Linked DNA regions of Homo sapiens: region 2 is linked to region 1. Evidence: chromatin loops called from intact Hi-C (ENCODE). Cell type or tissue: PC-3. All regions are shown on one strand. Links, peaks and the distances in the headings refer to the core of each region. The heading gives the core; the rest is flanking DNA.

The links. A loop is a pair of places that touch in the nucleus more often than their neighbours do. Peaks named below come from ENCODE experiments on the same cell type or tissue, not always from the same donor. Only the 100,000 strongest peaks of a DNase experiment are listed, where the experiment ranks them.
Region 2: a loop joins it to region 1, with 6 times the contacts of the local background. A loop is called at or near these places in 1 of 110 quality-filtered maps.

The regions. Positions count from the first base shown.
Region 1 is chr5:41,004,164-41,013,902 of GRCh38, reverse strand. It overlaps MROH2B (maestro heat like repeat family member 2B), which reads left to right. Exons shown (of 42, transcript NM_173489.5): 30 at 1,168-1,320; 31 at 3,824-3,981; 32 at 4,497-4,623; 33 at 5,110-5,297; 34 at 6,449-6,589; 35 at 8,258-8,372; 36 at 8,983-9,129; 37 at 9,375-9,557. Among named protein-coding and RNA genes, the nearest start is that of MROH2B, 62 kb to the left of the region's middle. RefSeq lists an enhancer at 4,279-5,478. In PC-3, for the core only: no CTCF peak of the experiment used is centred there; a DNase peak (open chromatin) is centred at 4,452; H3K27ac peaks cover 1,056 bases.
Region 2 is chr5:41,066,948-41,076,686 of GRCh38, reverse strand. It overlaps MROH2B (maestro heat like repeat family member 2B), which reads left to right and starts at 5,345. Exons shown (of 42, transcript NM_173489.5): 1 at 5,345-5,862; 2 at 6,935-6,996; 3 at 9,469-9,579. The coding sequence starts at 5,835. LOC105374739 (a long non-coding RNA gene) reads right to left here and starts at 5,330. Exons shown (of 6, transcript XR_001742650.2): 1 at 4,759-5,330. In PC-3, for the core only: no CTCF peak of the experiment used is centred there; a DNase peak (open chromatin) is centred at 4,516.

The DNA of each region.
Region 1 (9,739 bases), core at 2,442-7,441:
GCAATTAGAAACAAGGAAGGTGGCTGTAGCAGAGACATGAGTAATTGATCAGCAAATGACAGAGAAGCCATTTGAGAGACAGGAAGGGAAAATATGTCAAATGCCTTAAAAGGTGCCCGACACATAATAGGCGCTCAAAAACATGAGTTCCCTTCCTTCCTTTGCTCCTGAATCAACATCCATCCCACTGTGAGACAAAACAGCTAACCATGAAGCTTGGACAACCGGCAAGCATTTGGAGTTACATAGAATGGTAGCCATGGTATAGTCCTTTGATCTAATAACTCAGCAAATGGTTTGGATGTGCAAATATTCAAGGAAAGGAGTTCATATTTTCTCAATATCATCTGGCTACTTAATGCAAAGGGAAGACCATTGTAAATAGGAACGCTCTAGTGTCTACAAACTCATAATCATTACCATCTTGCTTAGTTAAATCCCCAGATAATGATCCTGGAACTCATTCAAACACCAAATTTTCACCTGCTTTCCTACTCCTTTTTCATTAATGCGCACACACAGACATACACACTCAAATTCACACACTGCTATCGACCAAGCATTCTGTATACTTCTTGTACCTAGAGACAACAATTGCAAAGTTTTTCCATTTTATTGACCTTTTATGGACTGTTCTTAATATTGAAATATGGAAGAGCAAGAAACAAGGCTCATAATAATCCATACTCCATATGTACACTGTCCACCACCTGAGTATTCAGCATGGTACTTAATACATATTGATAGATTTTCCTGAATTCTCAAGGTTTAGGTATTATGTGGCAGATTCAAGTCATGTTTCTATGATATATGAATGTTTGTAAAAGGACTTTATAATGTACATATTGCTATGTAAACATTCTGCATTATTTTTCCCTATGCTGTATGCTATAACTTTAGGCTTGGAGAGAAAATTGCCTTAGCAGGCTTAGGATTCAATAAATATGAAATGATAAAAAAGGCAACTCCACGGAAAGTTTGCTTAGTAATAAAAGGTCATGTCTATGCCCTGTTCTAGTATTTTCTCTAGTTTCTGTGGCCTCAATCAAAACTGTTGAAAAGTTCAGTGGTTTCTAATACCCAAAACAAACCACAACAGCATGTTGTAAGTATCTAGATATAAAATGGGGTGGTTGATTACACGAATCTTTCTGGGTGCATTTTCAGATTGTCAGTAAGTTCATCCCAAATGAAGAAATTCTGATGTTCCTAGAGGAAATGCTGGACGGTCTGGAGAGCCTCAACCCCACTTGTACAAAGGCCTGTGGCATATGGATGATCACTGTCCTGAAGCAGCAGGGAGCTGCTCTGGAAGATCAGGTGAACTGATAGCCAGTTTTAACAACTGAACAGATTTCTATCACTTCTGAAATGCCAAGTCAGCCACTTTCTCTGTTTGTCCACTGATGGGCAGCATGCAAAGGCTTGCACAACCTCAAGAGGCCTCATTAGAGACCTACGTTGTGTGTTTAACAACAAGGCTCACGTTGAGGACCTGTCTCAATTGCCTCTCTTGTCTTTTAATATAAAAGCTGTTCAAACTGTCTCTTTCTGGCTAGAGGAAGCAGCTCTGAACCGAGGCCATTTGGATGATGGAAAACAGGGTTGTTAGAGATGTAAGGATAAGAGTGACCATGTGGATGACTTTGAGACAACCACCAAGGGCAGGAGTCAAGGGCAGGAGTTTCTAATTTCACTGCTACCCTTCAGGCTTTTCTCCCACACCCCATAGTGTTCATTGTCTGATAAGCAAGGCTGCCACTGGATTGGGGAAAGTCCTCAATTCTTCTTCCCAACTGGAGAGTTAAGCAGAGTGAACAGGATTTAAATTCAGGAAGCTTGGTTAAGAGCTCCAAATGGAAATGCCTCTCTTTTCTCTTCTGAAGTCAAAAATAGAATACAAGTTATTCAAACATTAATAAGAAGGAAAAAATGGGCTGGATGTGGTGGTTCACACCTGTAATCCCAGCACTTTGGGAGGCCAAGGCAGGTGGATCACTTGAGGACAGGAGTTTGAGACCAGCCTGAGCAACATGGAGAAACCTCATCTCTACTGAAAATACAAAACTTAGCTGCGCATGGTGGCAAGCACCTGTGATTCCAGCTACTTGGGAGGCTGAGGCAGGAGAATCACTTGAACCAGGGAGGCACAGGTTGCAGTGAGCTGAGATTGTGCAACTGCACTCCAGCCTGGGCAATAGAGCAAGGCTCAGTCTCAAAAAAAAAAAAAGAAAAAGGAAAAAATCTTTCACTAAATGAAAGCAACTCAAAGAGAGTAAGAGAAAGAAGTTCTTGTCCCTATAGTCCAGTCAACTACCCTCAATTTAAAAACTCTCCAAAGCACAGCTTTTGTGTTAAGGGCATTGAAAATTACCTCTGTGCTAATTACTTTTCAATAAGTGTTTTTGAAAACATTTATTGAGCACCTACTATGTGGTAGGCACTGGGATAGACATGAGACAGCCAAAATTGATAAATGTGGAATGCCCATATATTTGTGTGTATAGCATAAAGAGTTGTTCACACAATAGGTAAAGGCTTACAATAGGGACCTAAATCCTCTCCAAGCATCATTGACCTGGAAATCTGTGGTAATCATAAATGGGGGCTATTTATAACTAAGGAATTATAATTCAGAGAAAATATATTTAAAATAAATGTCTAACTTAAATGTCTATCCAAAATAATAGAAATGTCTACTAGAAGCAGAGTTACTTTAAGATAGATATATGCCTGTGTCCATGTCAAAAATCCAAATGTATGATATCGTTCCCTACTGCCAACAGATTAACATCCAAATTCCTAAAGGTGGCATCCAGTGCTCTGAGATCTGGGTTCATCTTTTCTATCAAGTCATCTTTCTTTTATTATCTTCATTCTCTCTGCACTCCAACCTGGACCATTCTCCTACACTAGAAATCTCAGCATTTTCTTATGCCCATGTTCCCGTGATTTTTAAAAAATAGATTTTTTAGAGCAGTTTTAGGTTCACAGCAAAATTAAGCACAGTTCCCATCTACCCGCTCCCCTCACATACGCACAGCCTCCCGACTGTCAATATCTCCCACCAGAGTAGATTTGTTACGATCAGTAAACCTACATTGACACATCGCTATCACCCAAAGTCCACAGTTCCATGGACTGCAGTTCCAGGGTTCACTCCTGGTGTTGTACAGTCTATGGGTTTGACAAATGTATAATGACATGTATCCACCAGTATAAGATCATACAGAGTGGTTGCACTGCCCTAAAAATCCTCTGTGCTCCACCTATTCTCATGTCTTTTAACTTTACATCTTTATCTGTGTTCTTCTTTCTGACAAGGATGCCCTTTCCCACCATCTGTCTCCACCTTGCCTTTTGAAATTTCTACAAATGCTTCAAGACCCAAACCAAATGGCCCTCCAATGTGACTCAGTTCCTCCTGGATTCCCCTGTCGGTTGTATGCACCTCATGTATACCATTTGCCATAGACTGCCTTGACTACAGGCCTTTAGGTCTATGATTGATATTCTTTATTGGATCACTCATTTTGCAAAAAGGGTACATCTTTTTCATCTTTGGTAAATTCCGACAATGGCAAACACAGCACCTGTCATAATACACCCTTTCACAAAATGTTTCCTAAATTTAATTAGGAACAAATAGCCAATTCATGAACAATCCTCCTGAGTGAGAAATAGGCCACATGTGAAATCAATTATTATTTTTAACATTATTTAGAATTCATCAGCTGCCCATCCACGACAGATACCTGTTCTGAGTCATTCACATAGAGGGAAAATGGCAACTTAATGTTTGACTTGGCTTTTTTCTCTTTAGCTATTGGAGATCTTAGGCACAATCTACCATCACATGCCAGTCCTCAGACAAAAAGAAGAAAGTTTTCAGTTCATTCTAGAAGCCATCTCCCAGATAGCCAGCTTTCACATGGATACAGTTGTTGTCAACCTTTTACAGAAGCCTCTGCCTTTTGACAGGTAGATCCTTATTGAACTGATTCCTTCTCCTAGGGAAGGCCACTCTGAAAGGCACTGGGGAGGGATTTACGGTTTGAGAGCAAGATAGCAAACAAAGGTTGAAAATAGCTCATCTGAATAACAATTTAACAATTGGTATTTGAATCACAAGTAATGTTTTTCCAAGTGCTTTTCATATATATAAGATATATATGTATTGCATAATAATATTTTTAACAATATGCCATAGGAATAAGAGAATATTAAAAAGTGAATATTCTCCTCTTTCTGGTGGCCTAGAATGCACCTACATGAGAGGTTCCCATCTTAGTGGACTTTAACAAAGTTCTGTAACCCAAGGCTAGAATGCTGAATTGTTATGTAAAACATCTTTCTTATCCCCAGGCATGGCAGCATGTCCATCTGCCCTTGAAATTGTCATTAGTCATAATGTGATTTTAGAGTGAGTCAGATGGAAAAGCTTACAGCCCGAGGGGTTGTGCCTTATCTACCAATTTCCTGCTTTGCCACCCTAGGGACACAAAGACATTGTGGAAGGCGCTGGCTGAAAAGCCAGCCTCCAGTGGGAAACTCTTGCAAGCCTTAATAGACAAACTGGAGACTGAGTTAGAAGATGACATCGCCAGGGTTGAGGCAATTTCAGTGAGTTGGACAGCCTGAACCCATCACTTGCCTGAGACTGCGCCATCTTTATGATCTATCCCCACCTGGAGCTTGGTGCTGTCACATTAATGACACCTCCTTCTTCTCTCATACCCTAACTTTACTCCAGTTTATAGTTGTGGCTCTACTTTTGTCTGTGGCTGATCATTTTTAGAAGCAAATTTCTCATCAACCCCCCAAAAAACCTATGTATCTATATTTCTAGATAAGTCTGTAAGATATCCAAAGGACCCTTTTTGTTGAAAAACCCCAATGCTGAAAACATTTTATTTTACATGACTAGTGTCCCCTGGCAGTCACAGGACTAACATGGCAGGCCCTGAGTTGAGAAATTTCCAGACAATAAACCCTCCCTTTTCTGTGTGTTTTTACTGGTGGAGAAAACAAAGTTGAAAATCAGCCCAGAGAGAAGATGGCCTTGGAGAAAATGAGACTGCCTGACCAAGAGGCCCTTTCTCCCCTCAGGTGGCCTGTGCTATGTATGAAGTGATCTCAATGGGCACCTCTGTCACCGGCTTGTATCCAGAGCTGTTCACTCTCCTCCTGAAGCTGGTTAGCTGCACACTGGGCCAGAAGATGCTCACTTGTCCCTGGAGCCATAGGCGGCATGTGATGCAGCAGGGAGAACAGCAGCAGATCCCAGACCCCTGCAGGTAAACGGCCAATCAGGAAGCATCTTCCACAGTGGTCCTAATCCCAGACTCCAGGAGTGGTGCTGCAGAAGTCAGGGTCTGTGCTTTCTGTCATAGCATCCATTGTCCATGAAGAAACAAGGCTCTACAAGGCTCTACTCTCCCTAAGCCGTGACACCATAGTTCTTCTTGAGCCAGTATCCAGTGTAGCTACACAGAATAGTCACTTAAAGAATAAGGGGCTATGCTTTCTTTCCTAGAGGAACTACTATATTATCTTTGGTTTCTATCATTGAGATCTTTCTAGAGAGGCTGGAATCTTGTGATCTTCAAGGCCACCAGGGAAAAAAGAAAAATAAAAATAAATACCATATTTCATAAATTCTGAGACTTCAGCAATTGAAAAAAAGCAATTTTTTGCATACCATTGAGAAAACAGAAAAGAACTCCAAAGTAAGCAGTGAATCAATGCTTTCTTAAACTTTAAAATTTTTATTCTGTACTTATCAAAAGAACTCTTTTAGGATTATGAAGTATGAATTTTCATTTCATATCCCATCATTCTGTTTCCCTGCATTTTGCATAACTTTTCATTCCAATGTAAAATTATAGTGCAACATTTTTAAAGACACTTTAAACACCGTTTAGTCAACACGTATTAGGTTGGTGCAAAAGTAATTGCTGTTTTTACCATTAAAAGTAATAGTTCCAATAATACGTGTAACTTTACTAAAATGATGGTAATATAAAGAGCTATATCTGAACCAGGCAGCACATGTGAATGTACAGACAATAGCAACTACATCACAAGTACTGTCTGGCCAAGAACAATTGTAACACACATCTACTGCAAGATGCATCCTGATTTCAGAGATCGTGTTTTAGAATCAGTGAAATATGGTATTTTTCACTTTTTATTCTTATGGCCTATTTTTTCTTATGGGGGGAGTGTTGACAAGATTTTGTGGCATTACTTACTGGCCCACATCATCTGCATGTCCCCATGGATCCCAAGGCTAAAATGTGAGCATAGGGCTGCCTGTTTTTCCCTTACACAACATCCCCTAGTCCAGGGGTGGGAAAGCATTGTGAGGAGTGGAAAGGCAAACTTGGGAATTTGCAATTCCCTATAAGGGTCAACTTAGTTTTGTAATGCTGACTGTCTCCTTTAGGCTTTCAACTGCTACTTTAAAATGTTTGCAAGCCCAAGCCATGAGAGAAGGCCTTGCAAAGGAATCTGATGAGGGGGACAACTTATGGACTCTACTCAGCAGTCCTAGTACCCACCACATAGGCGTATGTTCACTGGCCAGGTAATGTGCACTTTTTCTAGAACCAGATACAAAGAAGAAAACAAAAACAAACAAACAAACAAAAGTGCAATACAGGCAACTTCACTGAGCATAATTGATTCACTTAGGACTAATAGTCGAAGGAGGACAAACAGGAAAGAAAGAAAAGGGAATGGGAAGAGATGGTAAGATCAGCCCCACACACACCACTCACCTCAAGAAACATGATTCAGGTGAACATCTTTAGACAAATTACACTTATTTTTTGAAAGAAATATTTAATATTCACATACCTAGAATTCTGTTGAACTTTTTTTAATCAGCTTTTTAAAAAAAATTTTATTTTTTTATTTCAGTAGGTTTTTGGGGAACAGGTGGTGTTTGATTACATGAATAAGTTCTTTAGTGATGATTTCTGAGATTTTGGTGCACCCATCACCTGAGGAGTGTACACTGCACCCAATATGTAGGCTTATCCCTCACCTCATTCCTGCCCTTTCCCCCAAACCCCCAAAGTCCAATGTATCATTCTTATGCCTTTGCGTCCTAATAGCTTAGCTCCCACATATGAGACAGAACATACAATGTTTGGTTTTCCATTCCCAAGTTACTTCACATAGAATAATAGTCTCCAATTCCATCCAGGTTGCTGCAAATGCCATTATTTCACTCCTTTTTATGGCTGAGTAGTATTCCATGGTATATATATACCACATTTTCTTTATCCACTCATTGATTAATGGGCATTTGGGCTGGTTTTATATTTTTGCAATTGCAAATTGTGCTGCTGTAAACATGTGTGTGCAAGTATCTTTTTTGTATAATGATTTCTTTTCCTCTGGGTAGATACCTAGTAGTGGGACTGTTGGATCAACCGGTAGATCTACTTTTAGTTCTTTAAGAAGCTCCACTGTTTTCCATAGTGGTTGTACTAGTTTGCATTCCCACCAAGAGTGAAAAATTATTCTCTTTTCACGGCATCCATGCCAACACCTTTTTTTTTATTATTATTATTTTATTATGGTCATTCTTGCAGGAGTGAGGTGGTATCGCACTGTGGTTTTGATTTCCATTTCCCTGATCATTAGTGATGTTAAGCATTTTTCCATATGTTTGTTGGCCATTTGTATATCTTCTTTTGAGAATTATCTATTCATGTCCTTAGCCTGCTTTTTGATGGGATTGTTTAGACAAACTGCATTTAAATTGGACAATTGGATAGGCCATTTTAAAATTTAAGCCTTGGTGGGCTTTCATCAAGCATCCCTTTTTTCTTTTTTCTTTTTTCTTTTTTTTTTTTTTGGAGACAGAATCTTACTCTTCGCCCAGGCTGGAGTGTGCAGTGGCGCGATCTCGGCTGACTGCAACCTCTGTCTCCTGGGTTCAAACAATTCTCCTGCCTCAGCCTCCTGAATAGCTGGGACTACAGGAGCACACCACCATGCCTGGCTAATTTTTTGTATTTTAGTAGATACGGGGTTTCACCATGTTGCCCAGGCTGGTCTCGAACTCCTGAGCTCAGGCAATCCACCTGCCTCGGCCTCCCAAAGTTCTAGGATTACAGGCATGAGCCACCACCCCCAGCCAAGCATTCCTTTTTAGACAAATTACTTGCCTGATGAACAAACAGACTAAGATTTCCTCCATTGTTTAGTAAAATATGTCTCTGCTAAAATGTGCATTTTCTAGGAGCATGGCAGTGTGGCAACACGGAGTCATACTGGACATCATGGAACAGCTGCTCTCATCTCTTACCTCCTCCTCGGAGAACTACCGGATAACCGGCGCAGCTTTCTTCTCTGAGGCAAGGGAGAACAGCCCTCAGAGCACACTCACTGGGTCCCCATAGGGTATTTCTCTTATGGTCTGGAGCCCAGTGTGCACTGGAACCAGGGAAGAGAGACTTCAAGGGGGGGGGGGGTTTCATAGAGGAGAGACCAGCTACTGCCAGATATATGGTACCTAAGCAGGGGGTGAGAGAGGAAAATAAACCACCTCACCCACCTCCTGCCCTCTAGTTTGCAGAAGGCAGAGAAAGGGGGACAATAAATCTGTGAGGGATCAAACAAAGCATTGTAGCACTGACGCTTCAAATTCCGGCCTGAAGACTATTCCAGCCAATCCAGAGAAGGAAAACTATCAGTCATTCCTGTTTTCCCTGCCCCATTTTCCATTGAGACTAGACATCTGTTATGCAGGTAACCGGGTTTACATCACCATGCAAGCTTGACCTGTGCGCTGCTCATATCTAGAGCTCAGCTTCAGCAAGGCTTGCTGGTTCACCAGAGGGCTTCCTCCTCCGCTGCACAAGCAGTGGGGTCCTCTCTTTAATTGTACTTGTGATGTCTTTGGCACTCTCCTGAAGGAGGGGCCACGCCCTTAACTAAACGGGAGGAGTGTGTTGATTATTTCAGCTCATGAAGGAACCAATCCTTTGGAAGCATGGGAATCTGCGAAATGTGCTGATCTTGATGGATCAAAGTGCCTGGGACTCCAACGCCACTCTGAGGCAGATGGCCATCCGAGGGCTCGGCAACACAGCATCCGGGGCTCCTCACAAGGTAAAAGGCGTTTTAAGGGGAAATGGTTCATTTAAGTAGAGTTTTGAAATAATGATTTAATAACCCACGCCTAGTTGTTGCATACAAATTAATTGGAAATCCAGATACATTGCTGAAGTGGTAGTCCTTCGGTTGAACTACATGTGACCCTGACAAAATTTCAGTCCTCTTGTCTGAGGACTCCTACCCTCTTCCAGATACGCATAGAACAATTTTCAAGATTAAGAGGTCTTATTTCAAAATAGGTGAAGAAACATAAGCAGTTAATGCTAGAATCTATCATCAGAGGCCTGTATCACCTAGCTCGCACTGAAGTCGTCTGTGAAAGCTTGAAGGCTCTAAAAAAAATCCTGGAGCTGCTGACAGACCGAGACGTGAGCTTCTACTTCAAGGAAATAGTGCTGCAAACAAGGACCTTCTTTGAAGATGTAAGTGAGCCTGTTTAGGAACTTCCCTCCCCAGAAGTGAGTGAACAGAAACAGGTTTAGGTAGTGCTCACAGAAGACATTGTCAGTGTCCCACCCATATTCCTTGGCCTGCCCCAGACAGGTCACCTGCAGACAATCTCTATACAAGCTGTTGGCTTCCTGTATCTCTCTGCCTGAGGGTG
Region 2 (9,739 bases), core at 1,800-6,799, 63 kb before region 1:
GCACTCCTCAACAAATGTAAAAGAACAGAAATTATAACAAACTGTCTCTCAGACCACAGTGCAATCAAACTAGAACTCAGGATTAAGAAACTCACTCAAAACCGCTCTACTACATGGAAACTGAGCAACCTGCTCCTGAATGACTACTGGGTACATAACGAAATGAAGCCAGAAATAAAGATGTTCTTTGAAACCAATGAGAACAAAGACACAACATACCAGAATCTCTGGGACACATTCAAAGCAGTGTGTAGAGGGAAATTTATAGCACTAAATGCCTACAAGAGAAAGCAGGAAAGATCTAAAATTGACACCCTAACATCACAATTAAAAGAACTAGAGAAGCAAGAGCAAACACATTCAAAAGCTAGCAGAAGGCAAGAAATAACCAAGATCAGAGCAGAACTGAAGGAAATAGAGACATAAAAAAACCCTTCAAAAAATTAGTAAATCCAGGAGCTGGTTTTTGGAAAAGATCAACAAAATTGATAGGCTGCTAGCAAGACTAATAAAGAAGAAAAGGGAGAAGAATCAAATAGACGCAATAAAACATGACAAAGGGGATATCATCACTGATCCCACAGAAATACAAACTACCATCAGAGAATACTATAAACACCTCTACGCAAATAAACTAGAAAATATAGAAGAAATGGATAAATTCCTTGACACATACACCCTCCCAAGACTAATCCAGGAAGAAGTTGAATCTCTGAATAGACCAATAACAGGATCTGAAATTGAGGCAATAATGAATATCTTACCAACCAAAAAAAGTCCAGGACCAGATGGATTCACAGCTGAATTCTACCAGAGGTACAAGGAGAAGCCGGTACCATTTCTTCTGAAACTTTTCTAATCAATAGAAAAAGAGGGAATCCTCCCTAACTCATTTTATGAGGCCAGCATCATCCTGATATCAAAGCCTGGCAGAGACACAACCAAAAAAGAGAATTTTAGACCAATATCCTTGATGAACATTGATGCAAAAATCCTCAATAAAATACTGGCAAACCGAATCCAGCAGCACATCAAAAAGCTTATCCACCACCATCAAGTGGGCTTCATCCCTGGGATGCAAGGCTGGTTTAACATACGCAAATCAATAAACATAATCCAGCATATAAACAGAACCAAAGACAAAAACCACATGATTACCTCAATAGATGCAGAAAAGACCTTTGACAAAATTAAACAGCCCTTCATGCTAAAAACTCTCAATAAATTAGGTACTGATGGGATGTATCTCAAAATAATAAGAGCTATCTATGACAAACGCACAGCCAATATCATACTGAATGGACAAAAACTGGAAGCATTCCCTTTGAAAACTGGCACAAGACAGGGATACCCTCTCTCACCACTCCTATTCAACATAGTGTTGGAAGTTCTGGCCAGGGCAATTAGGCAGGAGAAGGAAATAAAGGGTATTAATTAGGAAAAGAGGAAGTCAAATTGTCCCTGTTTGCAGATGACATGATTGTATATCTAGAAAACCCCATTGTCTCAGCCCAAAATCTCCTTAAGCTGATAAGCAACTTCATCAAAGTCTCAGGATACAAAATCAATGTGCAAAAATCACAAGCATTCTTATATACCAATAACAGACAAACAGAGAACCAAATCATGAGTGAACTCCCATTCACAATTGCTTCAAAGAGAATAAAATACCTAGGAATCCAACTTACAAGGGATGTGAAGGACCTCTTCAAGGAGAACTACAAACCACTGCTCAATGAAATAAAAGAGGATACAAACAAACGGAAGAACATTCCATGCTCATGGATAGGAAGAATCAATATCGTGAAAATGGCCATACTGCCCAAGGTAATTTATAGATTCAATGCCATCCCCATCAAACTACCAATGACTCTCTTCACAGAATTGGAAAAAAATACTTTAAAGTTCATATGGAACCAAAAAAGAGCCCACATTGCCAAGTCAATCCTAAGCCAAAAGAACAAAGCTGGAGGCATCATGCTACCTGACTTCAAACTATACTACAAGGCTACAGTAACCAAAACAGCATGGTACTGGTACCAAACAGAGATATAGACCAATGGAACAGAACAGAGCCCTCAGAAATAATGCCGCATATCTACAACTATCTGATCTTTGACAAACCTGACAAAAACAAGCAATGGGGACAGGATTCCCTATTTAATAAATGGTGCTGGGAAAACTGGCTAGCCATATGTAGAAAGCTGAAACTGGATCCCTTCCTTACACCTTATACAAAAATTAATTCAAGATGGATTAAAGACTTACATGTTAGACCTAAAACCATAAAAACCCTGGAAGAAAACCTAGGCGTTACCATTCAGGACATAGGCATGGGCAAGGACTTCATGTCTAAAACACCAAAAGCAATGGCAACAAAAGACAAAATTGACAAATGGGATCTAATTAAACTAAAGAGCTTCTGCACAGCAAAAGAAACTACCATCGGAGTGAACAGGCAACCTAGAGAATGGGAGAACATTTTTGCAACCTACTCATCTGATAAAGGGCTAATATCCAGAATCTACAATGAACTCAAACAAGTTTACAAGAAAAAAACAAACAACCCCATCAAAAAATGGGTGAAGGATATGAACAGACGCTTTTCAAAAGAAGACATTTAGGCAGCCAAAAAACACTTGAAAAAATGCTCATCATCACTGGCCATCAGAGAAATGCAAATCAAAACCACAATGAGATACCATCTCACACCAGTTAGAATGGCAATCATTAAAAAGTCAGGAAACAACAGGTGCTGGAGAGGATGTGGAGAAATAGGAACACTTTTACACTGTTGGTGGGACTGTAAACTAGTTTAAGCATTGTGGAAGTTAGTGTGACGATTCCTCAGGGATCTAAAACTAGAATTACCTTTTGACCCAGCCATCCCATAAATGGGTAGATACCCAAAGGATTATAAATCATGCTGCTATAAGGACACATGCACACGTATGTTTATTGCGGCACTATTCACAATAGCAAAGACTTGGAACCGACCCAAATGTCCATCAATGATAGACTGGATTAAGAAAATGTGGCACATATACACCATGGAATACTATGCAGCCATAAAAAATGATGAGTTCATGTCCTTTGTAGGGACATGGATGAAGCTGGAAACCATCATTCTCAGCAAACTATCGCAAGGACAAAAAACCAAACACCGCATGTTCTCACTCATAGGTGGGAATTGAACAATGAGAACACATGGACAAAGGAAGGGGAACATCACACACTGAGGACTGTTGGGGGGTGGGGGGAGTGGGAAAGGATAGCATTAGGAGATATACCTAATGCTAAATGACGAGTTAATGGGTGCAGCACACAAACATGGCACATGTATACATATGTAACAAAACTGCACGTTGTGCACATGTACCCTAGAACTTAAAGTATAATAATAATAAAATTTTTAAAAAAGAAATTAGGCTTATCTCATGAAACTGACAAATCAAACAAAACACAGCCTAATTTCACTTTTAATATATTTTATAAAAATCTAACACGTCATCTGAAGAATAAAAGGATAAATATCAAAGTTTAGATTAATTGTAGTATACATTAAAATCATCTACAATTAAACTATTAAAACCATAAAATTTAAATTTTTATAACGTTTCTGTATTATTTCTATGTATCTATTCTTCTTTAGCTTTATATTTTACCTTTACTGCCTTATTAATATTTTTGTCTGATAACATCATGTGGGAACATAGTAGGCCTGGGATTGGGTAGCTTCATTTGACAAGTTACATTGAAAGGGGATGGCTACCACATATCCAGTGAGACACTCTAATTCCTTAGCAGGCTAGATTTAGGCTCCCTCACAAATATCTAGAAACAGTACTTAATTAGTTAGCACATGCCATCCTATTCACTTTGAGAATTCGTGTTTAGGATCCTCTTAGAGTCTTAGAGAAATCAAATCCATATTGTGTTAGCCTCATGCAATGAGAAGAGGAAGAAATAATGGGAAGATGTAACAAGCAGGCGACTGAAAAATGAAATAAAATGACAGCAAATCAGCTATTTTGAGGATTTGGGGATTTTAAAACTATCTGCAGTATTGGTTTCAATGAGTGAATTTACTTTGTCTGAAAGGATTTTAGCAAAAAGTTGTGTTTTGATTGCAGCGATGAATAAATTAAAAGTCAAAATAAATCAATTATCTCCTAACTTCTCTAATCTCTATGAAATCAAGGAAGTCTTTATATACAGACATACAGAAAAATCATTTGTCACCATTCACAAAAATATTAAGAAAATGGTTGTAACAATTACCTAAATGGCTAGCTTTCTTATTATTGATTCTGCTGTACATTGTTTTTTAAGACTCTAAGAGCACATAATTTCTAACATCATTTTTTCCCTTATAGGGAATCTGTTGTTTTATTTACTACAAGTAGACTTAACATCTTATAGATGTTAAGAGTTTCGGGATGCCTCTAATCACCCCAGTACCTCCCTGACTAACCAAACTTGGCCTATTCTTCAGTGAGTCATGATGCTGGGGAAGAGCTCCTTGCCCAACCACAACAAACATTCTTCAGTTAACTGCTATTTACTGATCCACTAATGAATGTTTGGGCAAGGACCTTGGTCAGTGCTTTTCAAAGTTCAGTGAACCTAAGAATCACCAGGGGCGCACATTAAATATATAGATTGCTGCCCCCTCATTCTAATTTACTGGGTCTGAAGTGGGGCCTGGGAATTCACATTTTAAATAAGGATACCAAGTAAATCCCATGATAAAGTCACCTGGAGACAAAACTCTGAAAGTGATGCTGACTTGGGAAGCGGAAAATGTTGAGGATCTCTTTAATACAGTGCAAAATGTCTATGAGAAGAATGATGAATTCAAAGGTTTAGTTGGAAGCAGTTGACCTTTGAATCTGGAATAAGCTTCACCGATGAAGTTAAGATGGCCAAAAAAGCAGCAGCAGATGAAAATTGTCATGAGCTCCCCTCCTCAGCCCATTCTACATTTAGCCCTATAGACTAGCAGTACTGCCTTCCCTTTCTCTATCATCCTCCATATTCACATAGAGTCTGGACATATATTGAAGATTGTCATCACATAGATTTATAGTTGGGGACCAGATTTCAATTCATGCTAGATAAGTTGAAAACATTATGGAAAATTGATCTAGATAAAAAATAATTTGAAAACAAAAAGAAAGCTGAAGACAGAGAAAAAGCCTGAGCCTGGAGTGAGGCCAAGATCCTGAACATGCCAGGGAGGAATTAATGGAGAGGGAGGTAGAGAGGTCTTCACTTTGCTGCTGTCAGTTGGACATTCCATCCAACTGCCCCTGAAGTGCATTCCAGTCCACTGAGCATGCTCAGTTCATATGACTGATTTTCACTAAGTGTAACAATCAACGAGTTCACCATAAAGCCTTTCCCAACATCAGGACAGTAAAGCAACTACTGAAAACCATTCCTGAATTTGTGATCAATGGACTCAAGTTTAGGGAGAGGAGCACCTTTGGTCTGCAACAATGGTTTGAATCCCAGTCTCTAATTACTTCTTTCCCAAATACTCTGGTCACCAAAGGGACAATATTTGGTGAGATGCAGCCATTTTGTTGGTTAGCAGGAGTTCAGACGCAAGACAATGTCATAGTGGTAGAATACAGTATCAACTTCAACAGCAAGCCCATCTCTGGAAGCTCCCAGACCATTGTGCCAATCAAGTGGAGGAGGCACTTTCATTTAGAGAGGCTTATGTGAACCTTATATGAGAAACTTGCCAACCTGCCTCTTTGATTTTTTAGCCTTACTATTTCTAATACTTAGGTGCTATCTTTTAGAGACCCTGAAACAGCCAAGACATGACACTTAGTACAGAGGAATCCATAGGTAAGCATCATCAGATCCTGAGAAGCCAAGGCTCTTCCCTGTGTTTTGTTTCTGTGGAATTATAAGTATATATGAGGGCTGGGAGTGGCGCGTCATTGTGGGAGGACTGTACACCTCAAAGGATTTATGAAATGGTATGCTAAATACATAATAAAATCATGCTGATTGTGAAGGACCAATAATAGACTGGAAGCCTAAGAGATGGTTGTGCTTTAAAATTTAGAGTCTACCTGAGGAGAAAGTGGCTACATATCAAAGAAAGGCAGTTTGTTATTTAATTTTAAATACTAGAAGAGTCCTTTGGAAGTATTTCTCCCAATTTCCAGGTATGGCTGCCTTTCTACTTTGCCAAAAAGATTGCCCTAAATGAGTATGTTGTTTGGTGTGGAGGTTAATAAGAAATCTTCATCTCCAAAAGTATTTCTCCTACCAACTTGCCATGTAGCTTGAAATTGCTCAATTCCTTTGACTCAATTTTTTTTCCAGTTTTCTAGAGTGCTTTATTCAAAAACATATATTCCTAGAAAATGCAAGTCAAACACATTTAGGTCATTGTCAGAAAACAGGAAGCCTTCATTAGCATGTGACCAAAAGAGGGAGTTGGCAGGCACAGGAGAATAGGTGGAGTTGAAAAGGGTATGGAAAAAGAAGATGGGAGAGGTATTGAGGGGAGGACCAGTGAAAAATAAACAGCTATGTTGCACCCCTGCCTTCTAATGCTTAAGTCAGGAGTGAGAAATTCACCTCATTGACTCTGAGAGCTAAATCCTGCAAGAGAGAATTTACAAGGCAATGCCCACTTGCCTGGAGGGATACATAGGAATCCGGCATCTTTTATCTTCCCTTTCACATTTGATTCAGGTTTCAAAAATAATAATAACTTAGCATCTGCTAGTTTCATTTATGTCATGGATATGAATAAAACAGTTCCTGCCATCAAAGAGCTAGCAGTCAAGGGAGAGAGAGAGAGAGAGGATAAATGAATGAATGAACTTTCTGTGTTGATTACAAAATAATTAACAGGAGGGCATTTCAGCATATATTTCAATTCATATTTTTCTGTACGTTTTAGAGATGTTTGGGGATATTAACCTCACTCTTGGCATGCTGAACAAGGAAGATATTGTTAACAAGGTAGGGAAAACAGAGAAAAATCTTTTTCCCTTTTTCAGTCTTCTTGTTGCAACATTTCGTATATATTTTTCTTTGTCTCAACTTTCTCATTTTTCTCTGGCTTGTTACATGGCATTAGATTTTTCAGTAAATGCAGTTGTAATGAAAGTCATTGTAATGTTTAAGCAATGATATTTGGCATTTCAAGAATCACAGCATCTATGTCTAGAAAATAGCAAAAAAAAAGTTCCTTTTTATAACTTTATACAGGCAGATGTTGAAAGGTGTATGTCAGACTTACAAACATGTGGATGAGACTGTTTCTTTTATAATTTGAGGGTTGTTACAAAAATCCCAAAAGCTCTTCCCTGCTCATCTATAATGCTATTTCACAGCTAGAAGTTTACCTAAGAATTGAAGGCTTTTCACATTTCAACAACCTTTTATAAAATAAAAGAAATAACTGCCCTTCATCGAACACTTATCTGGGAAGTAAAATGCTAGATATTTTCCAAACAACAGTGTATTGTATAATATTCACTCCTCAGAACAATTTTATCAGGTAGTTATTGCTATTTCCATTTGATAACTGAGAAAAAATTAGGCAGAGAGAAGTTACATGACTTGCTCAACTAAGAACAACAGGACTATATCCAAAAGCAAGCCCATCTGACTCCAAAAAAAAATGTTCCTAATCATTATTCAGTGTTGTCTCCTTGTGAAGGGCAGTGCCTATACCTTTATCTCTTAATTCAGTGGTTCTCAACCCTGACCATATATTAGAATCCCTTAGAGAGTTTTGGGAAAATATCAACACCCAGGCCCTACTACCAGGGATTCTGATTGGATCAGTCTGTGAAAAGCTTGGGCATTTTAAGCACCTGGAGGTAATCCAAACATTTAGGTACGGTTGAAAACCATTACATTAATCTCTCAGTAGAAGTCACCTTTCCGAAAGAACACTATTTCTCAAACATTGGGAATCACTTAAGAGAATAACCTCCGGATCCCAGAAACATTGAAGGAGAATTTCCAGTAAAGGGATCAGAGAATATATATTTTTAACAAGCACTTCCTAGTTATTTTATGATGAGTCTAGTTAAAGAATAATAATAGCCAGCATAACCAAGAGGTTAAGGTGCCAGCTAAAATTCAGACTGTTGGTTTCAAATTGTAGCATCAGTACGTAACACTAACTACATTAAGCTCCCTGGGACTCAATTTCCTCATCTATAAAATGAATATATTTGTGGTACCTAAGACAGGGACTTGTGAGCGTTAATAAAATGCTCCAGATAATGAGTCTGGCACAGTTCCAGGAATGTGGTGAGAGCTCCATAAATGGTAGCCTTGCCAAAGAACAAGGCCTGCAGACAGGATAGTAAGCACATGGAGCAAGAAAAGGACTCACAGAGATAGTTAGGCAGGCCCAGAAAATACAGGGAAGAAAGCAAAGAAAAATTATGCATTATTCTCAGACTTCCCAAGGACCAGCCCTGAGGAGTAATGCAAAGGATGCTATTTAACAACTTAAGCATGGGTGGAGTGGCTGGAGGTGCATGTTGAAGCTGTTGGAGATTTCAGTACACCAGTCTCTCTTTCATCATCCAGAGGACACATAGCCACCTAAAAGATTTACAATTCCTCACACAGGGCATCTAGTCAAGCCACACAACTGGAGGCCCTGTCTAAAATGTCCACAACTTTCTGTCTGCAGAGGCATGAATGAAACAAGGGCCTGTAAATGTCCCTTAGGATCCAGTTTCATAGCCTAGCAGCCTCTTGGGGAGTTACAGTGTGTTCCCTAGTACCATATCACTCCCTGATAGTAAGGGCAGCAATTAAGCTGACAGGCATTTCCATTCCCCTGAGTGTCCCACAACAGTGATTTTCAAAAGACATGGAATGGCAGGTAGCCTCTCCTGGTTGTCAATTAGATCTTGCCATAGAAATATAGCCAAGTTAAAATAGTTTTTAGAATTGACTTTGCTCTGTAGCCTTTGACTCCTAAAGATGCATGTTATGTTCAGAAAGCCTCAATTAAAGCCAGGCACGGTGGCTCATGCCTGTAATCCCAGCACTTTGGGAGACCGAGGCAAGTGGATCACCTGAGGTCAGGAGTTCGAGACCAGCGTAGCCAACATGGCAAAAACCCCGTCTCTACTAAAAATACAAAAATTATTCGGGCATGGTGGCACACACCTGTAATCCTGGCTACTCGGGAGGCTGAGGCAGGAGAATCAGTTGAACCCAGGAGGCAGAGGTTGCAGTGAGCTGAGATCATGCCATTGCACTCCAGCCTGGCCAAAAAGAGCAAAACTCCATCTTAAAAAATAGAAAAAAAAAAGAAAGCCTCAATTAAGACATATAATATGAAATCCATTGTGTAGTAAAGATATATTGCTTACTTTAATGGTGTTATTCATTAGGATTTCATTTGATTCCTTTATTTTTGCAAGCCAAATTTCTGTGTATGCCTTTGTATATTCACAGGAAGACATTTACAGTCATCTCACTTCTGTTATTCAGAATACTGACATCTTGGATGATGCAATTGTCCAACGATTGATTTATTATGCTTCTAAGGATATGAGAGACAACAATGTAAGTTTGGTTCATGATGGTGAAAAGGGTCTTTATGTGACCCAACTGCACCCATGTGGACATCAGTAAGCTCTTCTACACTGTTGCCAGGACCACAAATCACTTGTATTTGTTCTTTGTGGTAACTTGGATATCGTTATAATGCCTGATATTTACTCCT